Regions from separate parts of the Mus musculus genome. Here region 1 is linked to region 2. A link is a loop called in an ENCODE intact Hi-C map of the cell type or tissue named here. Cell type or tissue: gastrocnemius. All regions are shown on one strand. Region 1 holds the start of Fbxl7 (F-box and leucine-rich repeat protein 7). Region 2 overlaps Fbxl7 (F-box and leucine-rich repeat protein 7).

What was found. Peaks named below come from ENCODE experiments on the same cell type or tissue, not always from the same donor. Only the 100,000 strongest peaks of a DNase experiment are listed, where the experiment ranks them.
Region 1: a loop joins it to region 2, with 2.0 times the contacts of the local background. A loop is called at or near these places in 4 of 42 quality-filtered maps.

Annotation. Positions count from the first base shown.
Region 1 is chr15:26,893,719-26,897,718 of GRCm38, reverse strand. Fbxl7 (F-box and leucine-rich repeat protein 7) reads left to right here and starts at 2,155. Exons shown (of 4, transcript NM_176959.3): 1 at 2,155-2,706. The coding sequence starts at 2,670. In gastrocnemius, a CTCF peak has its summit at 2,145; DNase peaks (open chromatin) are centred at 2,175 and 2,674; H3K4me3 peaks cover 2,725 bases; H3K27ac peaks cover 2,167 bases.
Region 2 is chr15:26,782,322-26,786,321 of GRCm38, reverse strand. The region is part of intron 2 of Fbxl7 (F-box and leucine-rich repeat protein 7); the gene reads left to right. It also overlaps the pseudogene Gm18093. Among named protein-coding and RNA genes, the nearest start is that of Fbxl7, 110 kb to the left of the region's middle. In gastrocnemius, no CTCF peak of the experiment used is centred here; a DNase peak (open chromatin) is centred at 1,672.

The DNA.
Region 1 (4,000 bases), 110 kb before region 2:
CTTGTAAATTGGTGATGAAAATTTGGGGGTTGGTAAGTATGCAAAAAACAAATTTTGGGCCTGCATAAAATCATTTATGCAACATTTTAATTTTGAAAAGTAGTGTGTATACTCAAATATGAATACACCTTGATGTTTAACAAGAATACTAATTTTCTTTCTTTTGATTACTGTTCTCAAACGTTCATGACGAGTAGGCCAACAAATATTTGTGTCAACTTCTATTTTTTTGAGTGATGTTAAGCATTTTTTTTTCCTATTTTGTTTTACAACATGCTTGTCCCAGGCAGCTTTACTTGAATAGTAAAGATCTTGGTAGATGGGCAGATCAAAAGACCAGGTCATTGACTCTGTGTTGAGTAATGGCCAAGTCAAGGCAACCCCTGGACTGGTAGGACGGAAGCTGGGTAGTCTGGAGCTCTCCTCTGAGGACTCTGGGTGGCTGAACTTTTTGAGCCTTGGTTTTGTTTTTCATCATTTCCATACTTTGTAAACCACAAAGAGGGACAGAGAGCATAAGCATAACAAACTGAAAATGCCACACCAAGCCTGAGATGAGCCTCACTTGCTTTCCTGAGTTAGTGCTGTCTATCCTCAGCTAAGCTGCCAAAAGGGTAAAATTCGCACAGTTTCTTAAATGGAGACATGAAACCTCCTGAACCAAGGGCTGTAGATTATCTCGGTGGGTAGACAGTGTTTGCCCTGCATGAATGAAGTCCTGGGTTTGTTCTTTTGCACCATATAAACCCAGGTAGGAGACAGATGCCTGCAACCCTAGCAATTTTGAGGGGGAGTGGAGGCAGATTGCTCAGATTTTCAAAGTCACCCCAAGGACCAGGCAGAATCCATCTTGTGCAGGAAGACAGCCCTGCTGTCTACTCATTTTTAGATTGATTTTGTGTTTTCTAGCAGAATCTTGTAGGGAGCCCATCATAAATTAATTTTAATTTTAATGTTTTTAATTTTATCTCATTAGACAAGTGTTTAGGAATTACACATTACTGTTTAGATATTTTAAAAGACATTAAAACATTCTTTTATGGCTTTGGAGTAGAAGACAAAAAAGGTTCCCAACACAATAATTATTCTGTTCTATCTTTGAACGTTTACACGTTTACTTAAGAATATGGTATCTGCATGGTTAAGGATAGATTTTAAACTTTGAAACATAATGTTTTATCTTTAATGAAGAGCATTGTAGGAACTCATCTAAGGAGAATTTACAAGAAGTCAAATCATCTCATAAGAAGCCATTGTTTACTAACTCCTGGGTTTCTATTCAAGAATTATGTATATATAAAGATAAACATATCACTAAGCTTTAATTTAATTTACAACATCTGTAAGGAGAAACTGCTGCGTGTTCGTTTCACCACCAAAAAAATCTGCGTGAACAACGTTCTGATCTTCAGTGAGACTTTCTAGGCACTTACATAGAAATGGAGTAGGACATTAAGATTCTCTATCTTTTTTTTTTCCCTATTTAATGGAAGGAACACCAAAGGGCGATTTAAAGGAGGAGGGGGCTTTGCAAACGCCACGTAAATCTCCAAACGAAGTAGTAAGTTACTAAATAAAAGATGGCATCAACTACAAGAAGAAAAATAAATAAATAAATGAGGAGGGAAAAAAAAGTCGTGTCTCGGAAGCTTTCAAAACTTCAGAGCCAGGAAACCTCCTTCTCAGGGCGGGGAATGTCTTTGCTCTCCAGAGACCACTCCCTTGCTAAGTTCCTCTCAAGTTTTCCTTACCCCTCCTCCATTCCTCGCGTTAGCCCCGAAACCCAAGGAGCCGCTGGAGATTGCCAGCACAGGTACCAGAAATGTGCCAGAACCGGACACTGACTGCATGTTTCTAGTAAACGTCACAAATGGGCCATTTTTTTTGTAGACAACTCCAGGGGAATTCGAAGAACGTCTTGAAGCCCACAGTCCACAGAAAACACAGCGCGCAGCACGGTCCTTCACGCCGGAGGGTTCGCGAGTGGCACGGAGAGCCAGAGCCCTGGCGGGGACCAGGAGCCGGAGCCCGGAAAAGGCGTGCTGCCCCTTTAAAAGGCCGCGCATCTCCGGGCCGGCCTTCCTCCCGGGGGCTCCAGCTGTGATTGACGCTGGGCGGCGAGAGGAGGCGCCTGGCGCTAACAAAAGTCCGGCCCGCAGGCGAGCAGCGCCGGGCCACAAGTCTCTGCTCACTCGGGGCACCGCAACAAGTGGCCGCCGCGCCCTCCCCGGGGAAGCCGCGGACGCACGGGGGCGCAGGGCGGAGGCGGAGGCCGAGGAGCCGGACAGCCTGGGGCAGGCGCGGCTCGGCTCGCACGGCTGGGGACCGCGGAGGCGCATGGGGACCCCACGGCGGTGGAGCGGCGAGTCTAGGGGCGGCACCCGGGCGCGGGCTGTGCTTCGCGCTGCTCCCACTCGCCCGGAGCGCGGAATCTGAGAGCTCCGGTGGTTGCTCTGGAGCTGGCTCGCCACCCTCGGGGGTGCCAGGAGCGGACCTAGTCCCACCCCTCCGGTCGCAGAGCACTGCGGACCCCCAAGCCCAAATCGGCCCTTGGAAGGGGCATGTGCAGCTAAGGGTCCGGTCCTGCCCGCTTTCCTCTGCCCCGCCGCCTGGGAGGTGCGCCCCAGCTATGCAGTGTCCAGGGAGGAGGCGGGCATGACGGCGACAGGATGGGCGCGAACAATGGCAAACAGTACGGCAGTGAGGGTGAGTGGGCCGAACGTACCCCCTCCCCCGACTCCCGGATCGCGCCCCCTCCCTTTCCTCTCGCACACAGCTCAGGCGCACCCTACTTTGGTGACGTCGGGGTAGCCGGCTTCCCTTTGGGCTCTGCTTGATCCAGTCTCTGGTACCTGGACGTGCCTTTCCACCACTGGGGTCTCTTAAGCAATTTTCCAGGTTGTCTTTAGGACTGCTCAAGTTGCATTTCTGCTGTGTTTCTGAACACGTGTGCCCCAGCTTTTCCTTCTCTGCGCACCTTGGTCTAGGTGATGGTTTGGCAGAGAATTGAAGCAGTCAAAACTTTCCCAGGCCTTTTTGTGCTTTAGTCCTCTGGACTTCCTCCTATCAGGAAAAAAACTTCGGGAAGAAGTTAAGCTTCCATTCTTTGCTAACTGCCCTGGTCTGACAGGTCTGTGAAACTAACCACCTATGGGTCCCGCGAGGCATGGAGTGGCTGGGAGCTTTGTCTGGGCTCTCTCGAGGCTCAAGACAGGCAGAGCACCATCTGTTACTCGGGGCTGGAAATTGCACAGAAATATTGCCTGTCAAGTGAGTACTTGGAAGTTGGGGGAAACTTTAAACTCCGCCTACTCCTAAAGGGATGATGGATGTGTGGGTTGCCTCCTCAGTCCCGCCTTCCCCGCTTTGCATAATACCAGTAGTGTTTTAACCCCTGTGATTAACAGCATGTCCCTGATATGCACAAAGCAAAGACATTTTCTACAGTTCAAGAGTTAAGGTCTGTATCGAGTGAACCTGGTTGAAAGGAGTGAGGAGACTGGGTTGGCTTTCCTGCCTTTCCCCAGAGCACAGGCGGTTACAAAGGAGGGAAGAGCCCTTTCAGACTGGCAGGAATGCAGAATAGCTATTCAGCATCTGGTGTTAAGGAACCGCTTATCAGCCTGTCCAAAACTTGGAGCCATAGTTACAGAATGTAGGGGCGTCTCTCCCTGTTTGTATCTGTGTTTACTTCTGAGCTACTTTGTAAAACTTATACTAAAAGCAAACCCTAGAAAAATCCACTCAATTAAAAAAATCATTCATTTCCAGACTATCATGTTTTGAATTCCATCCATATATTTTTTGTACATATGCAGACATACACATGCATATATAATAGTTTTGTCCTGGGCAAATACATGAGATAAATATTTGAAAGAAATGTTAATCTTTTTAGACAGCAAGTGTTGAAAGTGGGCCAAAAAAAGATTATTGGAGAGTCTTGGCCACTCATTCTCTGAAGGTATTGAAGTTAATGTTTTTAAAATGTGTGGGGAGA
Region 2 (4,000 bases):
AGTGGTGAAGGCTGTAGAGTAAGCTGACACTTATGCAAACTCATGTGTAAACCATAGTAACAGCACCTTGAAACTGGTGCCTCTGAGGTTTGGAAGGGAAGCAGGACATAGCAAGACCAGCTCTGTGGCTATGGCCTGACATGTGTGTGGTCTTGGGTTCCTAGGCAATGTTCAGTGCCTGCTTCATGGAGGCTCATTTGGAGATGTGTTTCATGTTTTCATGAAATACGTTCATAACATTTATTAAACCCATGAGAAAAAAAGATACTTCTTAATCTGATATAGAGGTTTTCTATGTAGATTAGGCTACCCTTGAATTTGCTGTCTCTCTGCCTTGGCTTCCCAAGTGCTAGTATTACAGTGTACATTATAACACTTAGCTGAGAATGGTATTATAGTCCCACAAGGAATGTTCTCTTGCAAACATTGTGTGTATCTAAGGTATATGCTAGAGACATGGAGTTCTCCCTGACAACTGATACAGGCTCTCTTTATAGCCCATTATATTCCTTGTAATACTTTAAGCTCCTGGTTTCCTGACACTATAGGGGGGTTAGGTCGAAGTATAGAAAGCTGGGTATTTTCTAGTTTCCCAGCGTCATCTGCATGCCAATCTTGCAAGTCCCAACATAATTACTTCCAGTCATGTTGCTTGTCTTCCTCTAGTCTTTGAAGTCGTTCCTACCCATCATCCATTCAAGTATCCCATCCTAAAAATTATGTCCTCTGACCACAAACAGTGTAAATCACATCTTATGGAGATTGAATGGGGGCACACGCCAACCAGCCTTGAGTGGGGTCAATGAACTGGTCTGGGTTGTGATGTCTCCTAGAACGCAATCTGAATTTTGACTTTCATAGAGCACATAGCATGAGGATGTAGCTTTAAAGGTGCCATCTCAACAGAGCAGCCTTCATCTTCCTCTGGAGGAAAATGAAGTTATTAGTTCAGCTAGCCATTCTTTAAACATGGCCAGGTCAGCTGTTCCTCTCAGGGATTGCTCCAGTGAGATGGTTGTTTTGTAAATGTTGCTTATCAGGCTAGATACCTGCACAGTCTTAGGAGCTTGAAATTTAAGGAATGGCCAGTTTGTGTGTTTGTTCATTTTTGTTTATCCTTCCTTCCTCCCTTCCTTCTTTCCTCCCTTCCTTCTTTCCTCCCTTCCTTCCTCCCTCCCTCCCTCCCTTCCTTCCTTTCTTTCTTCCTTTCTCCCTTCTTCCATAGCACAGGAAGCTCTTTGATTTCCTGGTTAGCAATTTAGACTACCAGTCAGAGAGAGCTGAGCTCACAGAGAGCTGTGGAGTTGAGGAACAGCTTTGATATTTAGAAATATCAGCGTGTGCATGATATCCTGATTAGCCGTGCTCCATTAGTGGTATCTCTCTATTGGGGAGACTTCTGCCTCCTGGTACCTGGGTATGCACAAACGCTTCTTCTTGAAGTAAGCTTCAGTCAGGTCTTTGGGAATTTTAACCTCGTCAGTAGCAACTTTCAAAGAGGTGGCAATAACAAACTTTTGGTGTGGTCTACACAGAGGAGCTCAGTTGAGGTCAAGAGGTTCAGGGACAAGTAGCAGCCATAGCCCAGATGCTCGAGGAAAACCACTCTCTCACTGGGGTGGCGCCTGGTGAGGGTGGTCAGATGGTACTGGGGATGGTGCTGGCATATAGCTTATTCGTGTGCAGGCTGATGCACATCTCCCCATGACTCAGTGGCTTCCGTGGCTTGTCTCCAGCAGGATATTGCCTAGGCCTTTTGCAAAGTGGAACTACACTGGTCACCACCATTCTTGTTGCTGCGGGATGGTTTTATAACAGTAGCAGCGGTCGGCTTCTTTTTCTTCTTTTCACTTTGTAGCTGAGTATTTTCTTTTACACAAGGCCTTTCTGGAGTGCTTAGCAAATCAGGAGTACCTACGATTTCCTCTCCCCAGGACAGAGTTCTGCCCTTGCATTGGGATTTTAATCTTAGGCCTTCCTTTCTGGCCACACCAGCTGAGGCACCAGCTGAGACACCCACCAGCTGAGGCACCACTTCTTGGCTGCAGGTTGCTTTTCCTTTGTTTCAGGCTTCTCAGCTTTTTCACCTGCTGTCTTGCAAGACTGGAAAAGGGTATTTACAAAGAAATGCCTGGGGTGGTGGAGCACACCTTTAATCCCAGCACTTGGGAGGCAGAGGCAAGCGGATTTCTGAGTTCAAGGCCAGCCTGGTCTACAGAGTGAGTTCCAGGACAGTCAAGGCTACACAGAGAAACCCTGTCTCGAAAAACAAAACAAAACAAAAAAGAAATAACTGGGACAATGGGAATGAAAAATTTTTTAAAAAGATTATGCACCTCTAATAATTTGCCAAGCAGGAGTTGGATGCTGCACTGTTGGAATGAACAAACTAGGGGAAAAAAACCAACAGAACTAAAAACATAAAAAGAAAAAAAAAATTTCTGTACTAGCAAAAACCAGTCAAAGATGCTATTGTTTTCTACAGGTGGACGTGTTTGATTTTTGTTCCCTCCCCCTCTGTTTCTGTGTCTATTATGAGCTTGCTGCAAGACCAAGGGAAGCTGTGTGGAAATGTTGAAGACAGGTTGTTGGACCCAGGTGGGCCCTGATTTCTACTACAGTCTTATCTAGAAGGCCAGAGGACCTTAGCATAACTAATGATTCCATGAAGGAGGACCTTAAGCAATCTAGTTACTCACAGTGGAGGACCTTAACCCACCTAGTTAGTGACTTTTCTGTTCATCTTTGAGTTCCTTGATACTGCTCTGTAGAATTGCCTCTTTAGGTGACTCCTTTAAAGAAAGTTATTTTTTAAAAAATCTTTCATTTGAGGCATGTGGCATGAGCACAAGAAATTCATAGTGATATTCTCCTGGGCCTAAATGCACCCACTTATTTATATAGCCAGTGCTTTCTTACATTTTCAATGCCCAGATTAAGCCAGGATAGAGTAGAGTTGACTTGAGTGTGCTGAGGCATATGTCTCTGTTTATTTGCTCTGGTGGATGTTGGGTTCTGTCTGCTTCTTGTAGGATATATTCTTAAACCAAGTTAATGTGATTCACCGAGGAAGGGAAAGATCATGCTTTTAACTCAAGGTGGTGTCTCTCGCCCTCGAGGCTCTGTTTTACTATCCAGTGAATTTTGTGTTTGTGTGTGTGTGTGGTAGAGGTGTGTACCTGTATGTAGGTGTACATGTATGTAAACGTATGTGTGTGGAGGTCAGAAGTCAATGCTGCATGTCTTCCTTAGTTGCTTTGCACCATTTATTTTGGCACAGGCTCTCTTCCTGAGCCTGGAGCTCACTGATTCAGGAAGGCTGGCTGGCTAATAAGCTTTAGGTGTTGTGTCTTGGTCACCCCTTCAACATCTATGAGGTTACAGATGTAACTCTGCACCCGGCTTTTCCATCGGTACTGGGCATCTGAGCTCAGTTTCTTTTTTTTTTTTTAAATTTTATTTTTTTTAATTAGGTATTTTCCTCGTTTACATTTTCAATGCTATCCCAAAGGTCCCCCATACCCATCGCCCCAATCCCCTACCCACCCACTCCCCCTTTTTGGCCCTGGCGTTCCCCTGTACTGGGGCATATAAAGTTTGCAAGTCCAATGGGCCTCTCTTTGCAGTGATGGCCGACTAGGCCATATTTTGATACATATGCAGCTAAAGACAAGAGCTCCTGGGTACTGGTTAGTTCATATTGTTGTTCCACCTATAGGGTTGCAGATCCCTTTAGCTCCTTGGGTAATTTCTCTAGCTCCTCCATTGGGGGCCGTGTGACCCATCCAATAGCTGACTGTGATCATCCACTTTTGTGTTTGCTAGGCCCCGGCATAGTCTCACAAGAGAGAGCTATATCTGGGTCCTTTCAGCAAAATCTTGCTAGTGTAGGCAATGGTGTCAGCATTTGGATGCTGATTATGGGATGGATCCCTGCATATGGCAATCACTAGATGGTCCATCCTTTCGTCACAGCTGAGCTCAGTTTCTTAGACTTGGG